2 separate regions of the Homo sapiens genome follow, and region 2 is linked to region 1. Evidence: read pairs that join two places in POLR2A ChIA-PET (ENCODE). Cell type or tissue: PC-9. All regions are shown on one strand. Each heading gives the region's core, and the rest is flanking DNA. Links, peaks and the distances in the headings are about the cores only.

Region 1 (7,985 bases), core at 1,447-5,446:
ACCCAACGACAGGCCCCAGTGTGTGATGTTCCCTGCTCTGTGTCCAAGTGTTCTCATTGTTCAGTTCCCACCTATGAGTGAGAACGTGTGGTGTTTGGTTTTCTGTTTTGAGTTTTAACCATGCCCTCTCTTTTTCTTCTAGAGACCTAGTTATTGCTCTAGTCCTGTGCTGTTCAATAGCCACATATCAAGTACTTAGTAGCTACATGTGGCTAATAGCTACTATATTGGACAGCACAGATATACTAGAATATTTCCATCATTATAGAAAGTTCAGCTGGACAGTATGTCTTTTTTTTTTTTGAGGGGGGGTATGGAGTCACTCTCTGTCGCCAGGCTGGAGTGCAGTGGTGCAACCTCCGCCTCCCAGGTTCAAGTGATTCTCCTGCCTCAGCCTCCCAAGTAGCTGAGACTACAGGCGCGCGCCACCACACCTGGCTAATTTTTGTATTTTTAGTAGAGACGGGGTTTCACCATGTTGGCCAGGATGGTCTGGATCTCCTGACCTCGTGATCTGCCTGTCTGGGCCTCCCAAAGTGCTGGGATTACAGGTATGAGCCACCGTGCCTGGCCGACAGTAGTTCCTCCTGGTACGCAGGCCAGAGGCCAAAACAGAGTGAGGCCTGAGGCAAGAGCAAGTGGTGAGAATGAAAGATAAAAAGGGATGGGATCACGCAGGGCTTTCGATGCAGAAATCAAATTTGGACTTTATTTTGAAGCGAGTGTTTTCTGAATTCGGCCATTTTTCAAAAATACGTGGGGAATTTGTGTAAAATTCTGATTCCCAGGTGTCCTGATTTAGTAGTTTTGGTGTTAGACCTAAAACTGTGTGTGTGTGTGCGTGTGTGTGCGTGTGTGTGTGTGTGTGTGTGTGTGTGTGTGTGATAAGAACATACAGGGCTGGGTGCAGTGGCTCACGCCTGTAATCCCAGCACTTTGGGAGGCCGAGGTGGGTGGATCACGAGGTCAGGAGATCAAGACCATCCTGGCTAACACGGTGAAACCCCGTCTCTACTAAAAATACAAAAAATTAGCCGGGCATGGTGGTGGGCGCCTGTAGTCCCAGCTACTCGGGAGGCTGAGGCAGGAGAATGGCGTGAACGCGGGAGGCGGAGCTTGCAGCAAGCCGAGATCGCGCCACTGCACTCCAGCCTGGGCGACAGAGTGAGACTCCGTCTCAAAAAACCAACCAACCAACCAAACAAACAAACAAAAAATAACATAAAATTTACCATCTTAACTATTTTTAAGTATACACTACAGTAGTGTTAACTATATGCACTTCATTGTGTGATAGATCTCTAGAACTTTTTCATCTTGCAAAACTGAAACTAAAGGTTGGTGCAAAGGTAATTGTAGTTTTCGCCATTGAAAGTATGGTCAAAGCCGCAATTACTTTTGCACCAACCTAATATATCCGTTGAACAACAACTTCCCTTTTCACCTTCCACCTTGGTAACCACCATTTTACTTTCTGTTTCTAAGAGTTTAACTTCTTTGGATACGTCATATAAGTGGAATCATGCAGTATTTGTCGTTTTGTGAGTAGCTTACTTTACTTAGCATAACGTCCTCAAGATTCATGCATATTGTAGTATACAGCAGGATTTTCTTTTTTAAGAGTGAGTAATATTCCATCATGCGTGTGTGGGTGCAGGTTGTGTGTATGCGGGTTGTGTGTATGCATGTGTGTATACAACATTTTCTTTATCCATTCATTCATCAGTGGACATTTAGGTTGCTTCCACTCTTTGGCTGTTGTCCATAGTATTGCAATGAACATGGGTGTGCAAATATCTCTTTGAGATCCTGTTTTAAATTCTTTTGAATGTATATGCAGAAGTGAAATTGCTGGATCATATGGTTATTATATTTTTAATTTTTTGAGGAACCTCTGTATTGTTTTCCATAGTGGCTACACCATTTTATATTACCACCAAATTTTAAATAAGGGTTCCAATTTCTCTACATCCTCATCAACATTTGCTATTTTCTGTTTTTTTGATAATAGTCATCTTAATGGGTGTGAGGTGGTATCTTGGTGTAGTTTTAAGTTGTGTTTCTCTGATAACTGATGATGTTGAACATACCTTCATACGCTTGTTGGTCATTTGTATATCTTTGGAGAAATGCCTGTTCAAGTTCTTTATCCATTTTTAAATTGTATTAGTTGTAAAACTCTATGTCTTAAATAGTACCCCTATCCATCTGATTCGCTCCCATGCCTGGAGATGTCACTCAAGGAGGCTGGAAGAGCACCCCAGTGATTTCAATGGAGATTGGTGGTGAGTGGGCCAGCAGTGGTGATGGAGTGGTGATGGAGATTGAGGAGGCTTGGTTGCTCAAACTGCATTGTTCTTGATTGGGTTATTCTTGACATCACACACTCTTCAGTTTGATTTTATTTATTTATTTATTTATTTAATTTTGAGACGGAGTCTCGCTCTGTCGCCCAGGCTGGAGTGCAGTGGCACGATCTCGGCTCACTGCAAGCTCTGCCTCCTGGGTTCACGCCATTCTCCTGCCTCAGCCTCCCGAGTAGCTGGGACTACAGGTGCCTGCCACCATGCCTGGCTAATTTTTTGTATTTTCAGCAGAGACGGGATCAGTTTGATTTTTTTTTTTTTTTTACGTCTATACCATTAAGCCTCAAATTAGACAGGCAATTCCCTGGGGAGTCTTTACTGAGTCCTGAAATTACCCTCTCTTCCATTTTCTGAGCCTTTAGCTTCTTTTTTTTCTTCTTTTTTTTTTGAGACAGTCTCACTCCATCACCCAGGCTGGAGTTCATTGGCATGATCTTGGCTCACTGCTGCAGCCTCTGCCTCCTGGGTTCAAGTGATTCTCATGCCTCAGCCTCCCAAGTAGTAGCTGGGATTACAGGCATGGGCCCCCACACCTGGCTAATTTTTGTATTTTTAGTAGAGATGGGGTTTCGCCATGTTGGCCAGGCTGGTCTTGAACTCCTGACTTCAAGTAATCCGCCCTCCTCGGCCTCCCAAAGTGCTGGATTACAGGCATGACCTAACTTCTTCTAAAAGTGTACTTCCTTTTCCATCAAGAGTGCTTTCCTGGCGTTGGTGCTGCTAGGAATCTACCTCTTCATTGTGCCCATCCTCCATTTTTTCCCCAATTTTTCTACGTCTTCATCACAATAAAACTCTTCCTGGCTCTTTGCCCAAGGCTGCAGCCTAAAATGTTCTGGGGCCTCTGCATCAAACAAGGGTGGTTCTGCCAGGTTTTTCTGAGCCCTTCTGTCCTGAGACAAAGGACTTGGCCTGGTATTCAGAGTGTCAACCGCTTGGAATGTAACAGTTCCTGATTCAGAGCCTTAGACCTCCCACTGCAATGGCTCAGTGTCTTTGAACTAACCAATAAGCACAGGAGATCTCTTGTCCTTTGAGTAGAAGAGCAGCCTCACTGCCACTCTTTTGGCTGGGACTCTAGGGGCCTGAGGTCCTGTTCTGGATTTGTGACCTGCTCTGTGACTTTGAGTGAGTCACTTAGTCTTTGTTTTCCCAGTTGCAAAATGAAGGGCTTAAATTAAATGATCTTTGAGGTCCTACCAAGCTCTAACACTCTTTGGTTCAATTCTGTTAATCATACATGTACATGTATATGTACATACTGTACATAATGTACATGTCCATACTGTACATAATGTACATGTCTTGGTGTTCTTGGCTCTTTATTAGCCAGTGGGGCACTCCATAGGTTAATAAAATAGACTCTGCTTTCAGAGCTCATAGTCCAGGAGGGAAGCAGTTGCATAAACAACTAAATCTTCTAACATGAAGTGTTTCTAGAATGGCACTGTCACCATGTATTTTTGGGATAGAGGATAGTGATTAGTTTTAGTTGGAAGGGTCTGTGAAGCTTCATGTAGGAGACAGCGTTTGAGTCTTTGGTCTTGTCTTCACCTCTGTTCTGTTGTTCTTTCCTCTCTCCATCTCCGTGTGAATTCCCAAACCTGGTCTTTTTTTAAACTCTGGGACAGTTTTCAGGATAAGTTATGTTCCTCCTTAAATAAAAATAAAACAAGGCTGCGCATGGTGGCTCATGCCTGTAATCCCAGTACTTTGGGAGGCAGAAGCAGGTGGATTGCTTGAGCCCAGGAGTTTGAGACCGCCTGGGCAACATGGTGAAACCCTGTCTCTACAAAACAAATACAAAAATTAGCCTAGCATGGTGGCACACGTCGGTAGACCCAGCTACTTAGGAGGCTGAGGCCTTGGGAGGATCACTTGAGCCCAGGAGGCAGAGGTTGCGGTGAGCTGAGATTGCACCACTGCTGTCCAGCTTGGGTGAGAGAGTGAGACCCAGTCTCAAAAACACAAAACAAAACAACCTTTAAAAAGACCCTAAAAACTAAAGATACATACACAGACACAGTGAGCCTTTCCTCCTTTCTCTGAACCCCTGCAATAACTGTATACGTATGGTCTACGGGCTACCTGTAAAGTTCGTTTAGCACTTGTTATCTTGCCTTTCTTTTATTATTTGGAACTATGAGTTCAAGCTACTTCTCTCATTTTGTCTGCCACCAGGACTTTTTTTTTCACTTTGTGATTTTTTTTTTCCTACTTTCATTTTAGGTTTGAGGGTACATGTTCAGGTTTGTTACATGGATACATTGCATGTTGCTGAAGTTTGGTGTATGAATGATCCTGTCACCCAGGTAGTGAGCGTAGTACCCAATAGGTAGTTTTTCAGTCCATCCTTCTCCACACTCTTGGTAGAGCCCAAGGTCTGTTGTTGCCATCTTTTTGTCCATGCTTACCCAATGTTTAGTTCCTGCTTATAAGTGAGAACATGTGGTATTTGATTTTCTGTTTCTGCATTCATTTGCAAGAATGAATAGAGGATAATGGCCTCCACCTGCATCCATGTTGGTGCAAAGGACAGGATTTTGTTCCTTTTTATGGCTGCATTGTGTTCCATTGCCACCAGGATTTTGAACTCTGAGTATTTGAGTCACATTTTTGCTATTAGACTATCTGCTTCTAAGGGCAAACCGTATCTTATTCTCTTATCATCTGTGCCACCTCTAAGTGATTTACATAATGAATAATCCAGAGCAGAGTATCATTAAATATGGTTTATTTTATTTTATTTTATTGAGACAGGTTTTGCTCTGTCACCAGGCTGGAGTGCAGAGGTGCGATCTCGGCTTACCGCAGCCTTGACCTCCAGGCTTAAGCAATCCTCCTGCCTCAGCCCCCCGTGTAGCTGGGACTACAGGTGCACGCCACCGTGCCCGGCTAATTTTTTTGAAATTTTTTTTGTAGAGATGGGGTTTCACCATGCTGGTCTTGAACTCCTGGATTCAAGGGATCCACTGCCTCAGCCTCCCAAAGTGCTGAGATTATAGGCATAAACCACCATGCCAGGCTGAGTTTGTTTATTTTAAACCAAGTCTTTTGCTCTGATATGAATGTCATATTTGCTTATTTTTTCAGGATGTGCTGGTTATGTTGTTAAGTGATTAATTTATAATGTGTGGCATTCTTTTTTGTCTATCTTGATCTTTCGTTCTTGCCTCAGCCATCTTCTTGGCTCTAAGAAATACGGTGAACCTTATGACATGATGGGAGGAACATTGGGCTTGGCGTGTGAGGAGTCAGGGTAAAGTCTGGGCAAGTTGCTTCTCTCCTTTTAGGCTTTTCTCATTTGTAAAGTAGATGCTAATACCAGCCCTGACTCTCCATGGAGACTATGGAAATCATAAAGCTATCTTTTTATTTCTTTGGTTTTTAGCATTTTAAATTTAACTAACATTCACAAAGTACCTTTGATATAATTAGCCCTGTGCTGGAGGAATGGAAAGAAGAATCATACTTGGCCTTTGTATTCCAAGGACTTTACACACCTTATTGGTCAGGCAGTTATGAACACAAAGAAACAAGGGAGTGAACAAAGGAGGTAGATGGGGAAAAGAATTGGGGATTATGAATGTTGGACTTGCAAGCTTATGTGGTTCAGTTTGGAGATCTGGCTTGCTTTGTGAAGATTCTTTCTATGACATCTTAGACTATAGCTGGGTTAACAGGTCTGCATCCCACGTATGAGATGAGAGTCAGTGTTCTACTAGAGATTATCGTTTTTATACAACAACAGTGTGGTGCAGGAGAAAGAATAGGGAACTTGAGTTCAAGTCCCCGGTCTGTTACTTAGAAACTATGCATCCTCCTTGAATATGTTACATAATACTGTTGAAAACTCAGTTTTGTCTTGAGTAAAAACAGAATAAATACCTCAATAATTATTCAGTTCAATTTAACAAACATTTATGGGAGTCTTCTCTGTGCTAGCTGGATTCTGAAGTTTCAGAAGTGAAAGGAGAGTCTTCTAGGAACTCTCAGTCCAGAGAGAAGAATTATGCCTTGTAAGAGCGTCTTTTGGTTGTTAGTATTATGCAGACATGCAGGCTTCCACCATGGATGACCAAACATTAAGTCTCCTTCCCGCTGGAGTGGTATTACCATAAGTAACTTCCCATCATGTCTCCTTTCTGTTTGTGGTCTTCCCCTCTCCATGGGCTCTTTTCTCATCTCCCATCAGCTCCTAACCTGCCTCTCTGGCCAGCTGTCTGGGGAGTATGTGTATATATGTGTGTTTTGTCAACAGCTGGTCCTGGAAGGCTCAGGATTATTATGAGGAATAAATATAATAATTTCAGTGAGGCCAACTGAAATTAGTATTTGTCAGTAGGCACTGACTAATGGGAGCTTTCATTATGTATAATCTGTGTATCATCTGAGTCATAGAACAGGGGCACCTCTCAAATTATTCCCTCAAAAGTGTGGAGAAGAGTGATCAATATTCTGGATGCTGTTCTAGCACTGGGGATGCAACAGTAGACTAAACAGATTAAAATCTGAATCACCATGGAGCTTACATTTTGGGTGAAGGGGGGAGAAGACATACAACAAGATAAAAAATAAAATATTAAGTACAATAGATATGTGGGAAAGAGGAAAAATAAAGCAAGGAAGATAACTATAATGTTGAGTTTGTTAAAGGTTTGCACTTTTAGGTAGGGAGCCAAGGAAAGTCTCACAGAGAAGGTGATTTTAAATTAAGACCTGAAGTAAGTGAGAGAATGAACTGGAGGAAGAACATTTCAGGCAGAGAGAATAGATGCCAAAGCCCTGAGGCCAGTCCTGGTATGTTTTAAGGAATAGCAGGGGAACAGGGAACAGGATGGCTGAAGTGAAGTGCCTGAAGTTGAGGAGAGTAACAGGAGTCAAAAGGTTGAGAAGGTAATTTATAATGTGTGGCATTATAAATTCATTTCTTGTTTGGTTTTCTAGATCCTAGTAAAGACTTAGCTTTTCCACTGCGTGAGGTAGGAAGTCACTGAGGATTAGATGAGTGACCTGATTTAACTTATGTTTTCAGAGAGCCACTCTGGCTGCTGTGTTGAGAATAGACAAAAGAAGGAGTAAATGCAAAAACAGGGGGGGCAGTAATACTTGTGAGAGATGATAGTGATTTAGATTAAGATGGTAGAAGTGAGGGTAGTGAGAATTGATTGAATTCTGAATATATTTTAGAGACAGAGCTGAAAGTGATTTGCTGATGGACTAGTTGTTAAGGTATGAGAAAAAGAGAAGTCAAGAACAACACCAAAATTTTTATCTGTGCAATTAAAAGCATGGAGTTGCAATTCAGTGAACTGGGGAGGACTTCAGGAGAAACAGATTTTAGGAGAGTGGGAGGTGGTAAATATAAAAATGTAGATGGTATTTGGTTATGCAATTAGATAAGGGGGCTTTGAGAGTGTATGGAGACTTTAGAAAAGAGAAGGGGCCTAGGTCACCACAAAGTTTAGAAATTGAGAAAGAGCTGCCAGAATGATAGGGAGAAAAATAAAACAAACATATCAAAACCCAGGTGAGTATAGTGTCCAAAAGCCAAGTGATGAAAGTATTGAAAAGAGGGGAGATGCCGGATACCATGGCTCATGCCTGTAATTCAACACT
Region 2 (7,985 bases), core at 2,581-6,580, 300 kb after region 1:
CACGCAAGCCTTGATATATTTCCCATTTTAAATATTTGCGTTGATTTTTAGCACCCTTCCTGACTTTTTGTCATGGGTGAACCTGATACATGTGCGCCGTGTCTTTATCCAACCTGTTGATGAAATAATTACCTCAACCTGGCCCAAGACAGAAACTCCCTTCTCACAGGCCCTGGCCCATAACCAGAGCCATAAGTTTGATCAGCTTCCTAAAAGCCTGTGAGGAAATACCACCTTCTTTAAAAATCCAATCATGCATTAATATTCACCCAAAATAATTGAAATCAGATACCTATACATGAATTGTTCATAGTAGCACTATTCACAATAGCCAAAAGGTAGAAATAACCTAAATGTCCATCAACAGATAAATGGATAAACAATGTGGCATTCATACAATGAAATATTACTCAACCGTAAGAGCAGTAAAGTTCTGATACTGCTACAAAATGGACAAACCTCAAAAAAATATTGTGCTGAGTGAAAGAAGCCAGATACAAAAGTCACATATTATATGATTCCATCTATGTGAAATATTCAGAATAAATAAATCCATAGAGGCAAAAAGCAGATTGGCGGTCGCCAGGGGCTGAGGGGTAGGGGAAACAGAGTGACTGCTTAAGCAGGTTTTCTTTTGGGGTGATGAAAATGTTTTAGATGGGCATAGTGGCTCACAGCTGTAATCCCAGCACTTTGTGAGGCTGAGGCTGGCAGATTGCTTGAGCCCAGGAGTTCAAGACCAGCCTGGGCAACGTGGTGAAAAATAATACAAAAAAATACAAAAACTAGCTGGGCATGGTGGCACATGCCTGTAGTCCCAGCTAGTCAGGAGGCTGAGGTGGGAGGATCACCTGAACCTGGGAGGTGGAGGTTGCAGTGAGCTGAGACCACACCACTGCACTCCAGCTTGGGTAACAGAGACAGACCCTGTCTCAGAAAAAAAAAAAAAAAAAAAAAAATATATATATATATATATATGAACTAGATAGAGGTGGTGGTTGCACAATACTGTGAATGTACTAAATGCCACTGAGACATACACTTTAAAATGGTTAATTGTATATTATGTGAATTTCACCTCAATAAAAAATGATTTGCAAAAGAAAATAAATTCAGTTATACATTCAACCGACAACCTTGTGCTGGGTATTGAGAACATGGAAATGAATCAGACCTGGTTCCTGCCAGTGCTGGTAGAGCCCATAGCCTTAGATGCTGAGATGGGGCAGTTGAACCCAGAACTTGAACATTGCCCTCTGAAATTTACCTATCGGGTGGGTTCTCTCATGGGTTCCCACCATACAGACTGCCAGGGGGTACTGCCCCTTCCATCTCAGTGATTGGAATGCATCCTTTGAGTAACTTCGCCATGGAGAAGTCTGACAATCACTCCCTCTGTCATGTGATCAAGCCTGTTATCAATGGTGATGAGTCATGCTGATGGAATGTTCCCTTGATATAATGCAATGAGAGTGGCACTTCACCTCTGTGACCTTCCTCGCAAGAACTCAACCAAGTCTAATCATGAGAAAACCAACAGCAAAGCCCAAATTAACAGTCTGCACAATACCTGATGATGAATACTCAAAACTCTCAAGATCATCAAAAACCAGGAGAGTCTGAGCAACTCTCTCAGACCAGGAAGAAAGGATGGAGGCATGATGTTTAAGTGTAACGTGGCACCTTGGATGGAATCCTGGGACAGAAAAAGGACATTAGGTAAAAACGAAGGAAATGTAAATAAAGTATGGATTTTAGTTAATAATAATTTACTAATACTGGTTCATTTGCCGTGGCCAATATAAGACGTTAGCAGTAGAGGAAAGTGGGTGAGGATATACGAGAATCCTCTGTACCATCTTTGCAACTTTTCTGTGCATCAAAAACTATTCTTTTAAGAAGTTTGTCTACTTGTTCTAAAATTTTATTTTAAATTATTATCCTTAAAAATTGCTTCCTTAAAATGGCTGTAACAGGCTGTTCAGATAGAGGTGACAATGGGGACATGAATGGGGTGGAGTGTGACCTACTAAACAGTTTGTTGTGTAAGGTATCATTTGTTCTCCAGGTGCTAACTGACTCCAGAGTGAAACATAGGGCCTTGCCTGATCTCCACCCTCCCCTTCTAGTTCCTGACCTGCCTCTTTTTGATAGGCCCCTGACTTGGGGACATCCTTATAGACACCAATATCTTCAATATCTTCAAAAGTGCAGACTATGAGAGTCAGGGTCTGGCCGGGCACGGTGGCTCGTGCCTGTAATCCCAGCACTTTGGGAGGCCGAGATAGTGGATCACCTGAATTCAGGAGTTCGACACCAGCCTGGCCAACATGATGAAACCGCATCTCTACTAAAAATACAAAAATTAGCCGCATGTGGTGGTGTGTGCCTATAATCCCAGCTACCCAGGAGGCTGAGGCAGGAGAATCACTGGAACTTGGGAGGCAGAGGTTGCATTGAGCCAAGAATTGCCACTGCACTCCAGCCTGGGTGACAGAGTGAGACTCTGTCTCAAAAAAAAAAAAAGAGTCCGGGTCTCTCTTCTGTAGCCATAAGATCCTACAGCAGTTCTGCTTCCCAGGCCCTGGATCACACATCTTCCCCAGGGCACTTACACCAGGAAGAACTTTAGATGAGCCATTTCACTGCCTTCCCACAGGGGTGCGGCCTCATGGCCCCATGGTTATGTTCTAAGTCAACAGTAGAATGACATCTTAATCCAGCATAATATCCACTGATGCTCCCGCCCACTAGCCAGGGGCCATTTCCTCCTCTGCTGAGTAGAGAAGGTTGGTACATAAGGGCATCACAGACACCATCAATTTGCTCAGAAGGGCATCACCATGGCTTCGACTGGCAGGATAGTGGTTAAGAGGAATGATTTGGAATAGACAACCCTACATTCAAATCCTGATTCTATCACTTATTCGTTTATTTAAACCCTATGACCCTCAGTTTCCACAACTGTAAAATACAGGTAATAAGGTTCTGGACTATTGAAGGTATTGGTAATCCGGAATGTCACTGGCAGAGGGTCTAAAAGTCTCTCCTCTGTGGTTTCCATCGTTTACCTTTTGAAAGTTGAATCTCCAGGCCAGTGCAGTGTCTCACGCCTGCAATCCCAACACTTTGGGAGGCCGAGGTAGGCAGATCACTTGAGATCAGGAGTTCGAGACCAGCCTGGCCAACATCGTGAAACCCTGTCTCTACTAAAAATACAAAAATTAGCTGGGCGTGGTGGTGCACACCTGTAATCCCAGCTACTTGGGAGGCTGAGGCAGGAGAATTGCTTGAACCCGGGAGGTGGAGGTTGCAGTGAGCCGAGATTGTGCCACTGCATTGCAGCCTGGGCAACAGAGTGAGACTCTGCCTCAAAAAAAAAAAAAAAAGAAAGAAAGTTGAATTTCCAGTCTCCTGGTGTTTGTGTTCTCTCTGAGTCCTCGAAACTCTCCGACAGTGGTTCTGTGAGCACAGTAGTGGGCTCCGCTGTGGCTAGGGGTGCAATTCAGCTCAAAACTCCTCTGGAGCAGCTGGGGGAAGGCCAGGAGGGTCTGATACTTGCCCATCCTGACATTTTCACCCCTAACCCTCTGTCAGTGACATTCCCTGTCATGTCATTTACCTGAAGGTTTGTGAACCTCTGGCAAGTTGCGGGGAGAAAGTAAGCAGGAGAAAGAAGCAGGGGTTCACTGGCTCACCAGCCTCCCTTCTGTTCTAACAGTGACCAACAGTGGAAAGAGGACGAAGGCTGTCAATGCCATTTTGGGGAATCATATTTGAATGATTACCTTGTGCTAGGAACCTTGAGCCTCCCTTTCCCGAGCCCTTGGCTCCCAGGTCAAGTGGGAGAACTCTTATAATTCTTTTGTGTCTCTGAATCTTGTCTCCATAATCAAACTAGAAATTACCCATAGGACATATTTCCTTCTCTTCTTGACTCTCTTTATCAAATGTGACCTACAAACCTACTGTAAATATCCCCAGAGAGATATATCATTCCCTGGGTAAGGAAAACTATCGTTGCCATTGTCAGTGGTGAGACTCCATAATCACTATCAAGAATCACTACCTTTACCACATCATCAACCATCATAGCAAATTCTGCTCTCCTCAAAGTGCCTTTAATGATAGTTGTAATTTATTGAACACCTAGTATGTGTCAGATACTGAAACAAGGGCTTTCCATGTATAATCTCAATAGAATTATCTAAAGTCCGTGTTCTTAATAAACAACGCTGTTCCAGCCCTGGTCCAGGAGTGTAAAACCCTCCTACCTTTTGCTGGGAGCGTTTGCATGTGCTGTTGTTGCTGTGTTTTTGCCACTGTGAACACTGCACATGGACAGGCCCTAGAAGACCATCCCAGGGTGTGTGGGAGCCCCTGGGGTAGGGGGACAGACCTGGGAACCTGAGCTGGGCACCAAGCATGCCAAAGGTCTCAGCTCTGCCCATGAACTAAGGGCTGGCAATGACCTTGGAACCAGAAGCTGGCATAACCAGAAAATCAGTGAAACTCCACTAGAAGACAGGGACTTTAAACAGGGCTTCAGGCTCCTGTCAAAACTCTTGGATGGAGCTGATAAGAAGTCCACAGCCTGCAGGGAAATGGCACCTGCTCCCAAAGCCACAAGTCCATTAGTGATACAGAAGCCAGCAAAGAAAGAGAGAACTGGCTGGATCTTGAAGCCAGCAGGGGGAGAGGAAAGGATGACAATGGATTTGCCTATGGCCAGACTTGACTCAGACAGTTACTGGTGAGGAGACTGTCACAGAGGAGCACTCAAGGTCTTGTGCATGCCTGTACCCAGCACTCCTTTATATTTTACAGGGCTGTCATCAGGTGACTCATCACTGAAACCGCCCCATGTCTATCCCAGTGCAAACCTGCCCGGAATCAGGCACATACCTACAGAGGCCAGGGAGGTCCAGGAGGTCTAAGACATGAGCCAATGTGACATGAGCTCCTGGAGCCCTCCAGTGTGCCAAACATTAGCCCTTTCATTGAAGGACTGTGAGGAGGCCCAGGCAGTACACCAAGGGGCAGCCAGGGTGCTGGAGCACTTGGAGGTCTCAGGGCTGCTACAGCTGTGCCATTGTGTACTGACTGCACATCAGCTCCAATTATACCCTGGCATCCAGCACTGTGCCTGGCACATAGTAGGTGCTTATTGGGCACACAAATGAGAGGGTGAAAGGTCCCTGCCCTAGAGGCATTCACAGTCTAGCAGGGGAGACATGGCACACTGCAAACCCGTGAAGAATCTTCCCCAGTGGTAGCCTTGGATTTTGGCCATTGGATACCTTGAGGTAGCGAAGTATGTCCAGGACCAGGTGGAGGGTGGTGCGTGGGGGGTGGTGTGAGCGCAGGCTGCAGGGGAATGCTGCGTGCATGCATGCACAGGGCTCAGCTGTCCCAGGAGTGCTAGGGAACTGCATGACTCAGGACAGGGCGGCAGGCTGAAGGAAGGGTGGGACGACCCAGGATAGTGCCAGTGAACCCATGGGGAACCAGTCTCAAACCTGCCTTCCTGCTTCCCTTCCTCCGTCCACAGTTTACTGCTCCGGGCAAAGTCTGCTGCAGTTCACAGAGAAGCAACAGCTTTGATGGCATCTGCAACCTAAGTCATAAAGATCAAAGTGGGATAAAGCTGGAGTGAGTTTCTGAGTTCCAAAAATAAGTAACATCTCAGAGGTTACTTTAAAAAATAGAGGCAGCTCAGTGCAACAGAAGGAGCTTGAGCCTCAGCATTAGACAAATCTGAGTTAAAATCCTGGCTTAGCCACTGTAGCACCTACACTTCCCAAGCCTCAGTTTCTTCTTTAATCTGGGCACTGGAGATGGTGTCTGTAGGGGGGCCTGGCTCATTTAGCCAGGGCTTAGTGAAGGGTAGGTAGGCATGGCCCTGTCACAGTCATTGCGGGGTCCCCGACCACAGCTGTGAAGGGGTCTGGACAAGCAGATGCTAAACGCCACTGGGACCTGCATACAGGGAGAAAGTCACTCATCTCTTCTAATACTGGAAAGAGATTGTGACTACCTACTAAAATTGCCCCAAGCAACATTCTATGCAGAGGAGAAAGAACAATGTGGTGTGACTAGTCCTTCCAGCCTCAGTGGGACAGCCACACAGTATTTCCCATCTATCAGCTCTCTATCAATTCATCTCCTGTGTCAGGTTATTGGCCAGGGCAAGAGGGAATGAGAGGAGAGGAAGATCCAGTCCCTGACCCCTGGAAATGCAGACTCTTGCAGGGCCAGATTCTCATGAGCAATGGCATGCCATGATGCCAAGCCTCACCAGGTCCAGGCCACGGCCGGAGGTGCCGAGTTCAGGCTGTTTGCATGGTGACCTCTCAGACTTAGTCAGCGTCCCCACCATCCCCAGCTTTAGTTGCATCATTGCACTCTCACTTATGCCACTAATATTCACTGAAGCCTGCTCTGTGGTAGGGCCCGAGTACAACAGAACGTGTCCTCTGCCTGCATAAAGCCTCAGTGACATGGACCAGTTGGTCCCAGTGAAAGGGCGATTCATTCTCTCCTGTTTTGTGATTGTGTGTCTGCCTCCCCACCAGACCGTGTGCTCCATGGAGCAGGGGCTGTGCCTGTCCCGATCACTGTCGGCTCCACTGTCCTAATCACTGCCCAGAGTCTGCTCCAAAGCCTCCTCCAGAGAGGGTGCTCCATTGATTGAACAGCTCCATGAGGAGGAGGGTGACTGACAGCACTCTGGGAACCCAGAGGAGGAAGTCACAACGCTAAAGGATAGCCAAGAAAGGGCTCCTGGCAGAGGCTGTGGGTAAAGTTTGCATAGGATGGAAAGAGGCAGGGCTGGAACAAGCAAGGGTATGGCAGTAGGAATGAGGTTGAGCTTTGCAGGAGTTCTGGGGAAGAGAGGTGGCGAGGTTAGCTGAGTGCAGGCCAGGAAGAGTTCCGGTGCTGCCTCTTGGGGTCTTGGGGTCTCTCTGCCTCTCTACATAGCTCTTAGTTTCCCCTAACCCCAGGGTTCTCACTCCCTCATCCCCCTACCTTCCAACAAATCAAGAAGTTCATGGATAAGGGACCCTGAGGGCAGCAAGGGAGGTGGTGAGAGCTCCAGTTGTCTGAGTCTAAGACCTTCCTCTGATGAAGTCCCAGCTCCAATTACCTTTCCCACCTAGCATGGCCGGAGAAAGTACAAGACGCCCAGTCAAATTTGAATTTCTGATAAACAGTGAAAAATTCTTTAACATAACGGATATTTGGGACATGTGCTTATACTAAAAAGTTATTCATTGCTAATCTGAAATTCAAATTTAACAACATATCCTGTATTGACATTTGCTAAACCTTGCAAACCCTCCCTTGACCCCCGCTTTTCAGCATCTGTCATTCACCCCTGCCCTGAGCCCCCAGGAACCATCAGAGGTTGTGGGCCTCCTGCAACATACTCAACGAAACAGAAATTCAGAGCTGCTAGGAACACTGAAGCTTATCTAGCCCCATTGCTCCCCACTATAAGTGGACTAGGAGGCCGAGGCCCAGAGGAAGCAGGCACTGGCAGGTCCTTGGGCACCTCTCAACAACTTGACTGGAACTTGGGCCTTCATGACAGCAGGAGGACCCTTGGCTGGGGGCTTCTTAGGAAAGGCCAGGGCCCTCCTATTCATCATTCTGGGGCAAGGCAAGGCAGGGAGTCTCCAGGTTTCTGCCCTGACCCTGGGCTGTGGTTTCCTGGATCTTGACACCCCCAAGTGAGTCACCTCCACCTCCCAGGCTACATCTGACTCAGTGCCAAGGCCCTGGGGCTCCTCAGCTCTTACCTGGCTCCCAGGTTGGAGGAGCCAAGTGGGCAGGTTGGGGTGGCTCTTGGGCAGGACTTTGTGGGAGGGACTAGACCTTGTGAGAGGCTCATTTCCCCACAGTCCTCCTCAGGCCCTGGTAATGGTCCAGTCAAGGGCAGCCCTCAGAAACTCCCAATGGTGCGGCTGGGTGCAGTGGCTCAC

The links. ChIA-PET counts read pairs that join two places held together with the same protein. Peaks named below come from ENCODE experiments on the same cell type or tissue, not always from the same donor. Only the 100,000 strongest peaks of a DNase experiment are listed, where the experiment ranks them.
Region 2: POLR2A ChIA-PET joins it to region 1 with 7 read pairs; 1 of 35 experiments calls an interaction of 5 or more read pairs at or near these places.

The regions. Positions count from the first base shown.
Region 1 is chr11:73,489,773-73,497,757 of GRCh38, reverse strand. All of the region lies in intron 1 of FAM168A (family with sequence similarity 168 member A), which reads left to right. Among named protein-coding and RNA genes, the nearest start is that of FAM168A, 100 kb to the left of the region's middle. RefSeq lists enhancers at 2,412-2,929, 2,930-3,448. In PC-9, for the core only: no CTCF peak of the experiment used is centred there; a DNase peak (open chromatin) is centred at 3,357; H3K27ac peaks cover 908 bases.
Region 2 is chr11:73,192,269-73,200,253 of GRCh38, reverse strand. No RefSeq gene overlaps it. Among named protein-coding and RNA genes, the nearest start is that of IUR1, 13 kb to the right of the region's middle. RefSeq lists an enhancer at 1,296-1,590. In PC-9, for the core only: no CTCF peak of the experiment used is centred there; DNase peaks (open chromatin) are centred at 2,673, 4,803, 5,503 and 6,223; H3K4me3 peaks cover 1,092 bases; H3K27ac peaks cover 4,000 bases.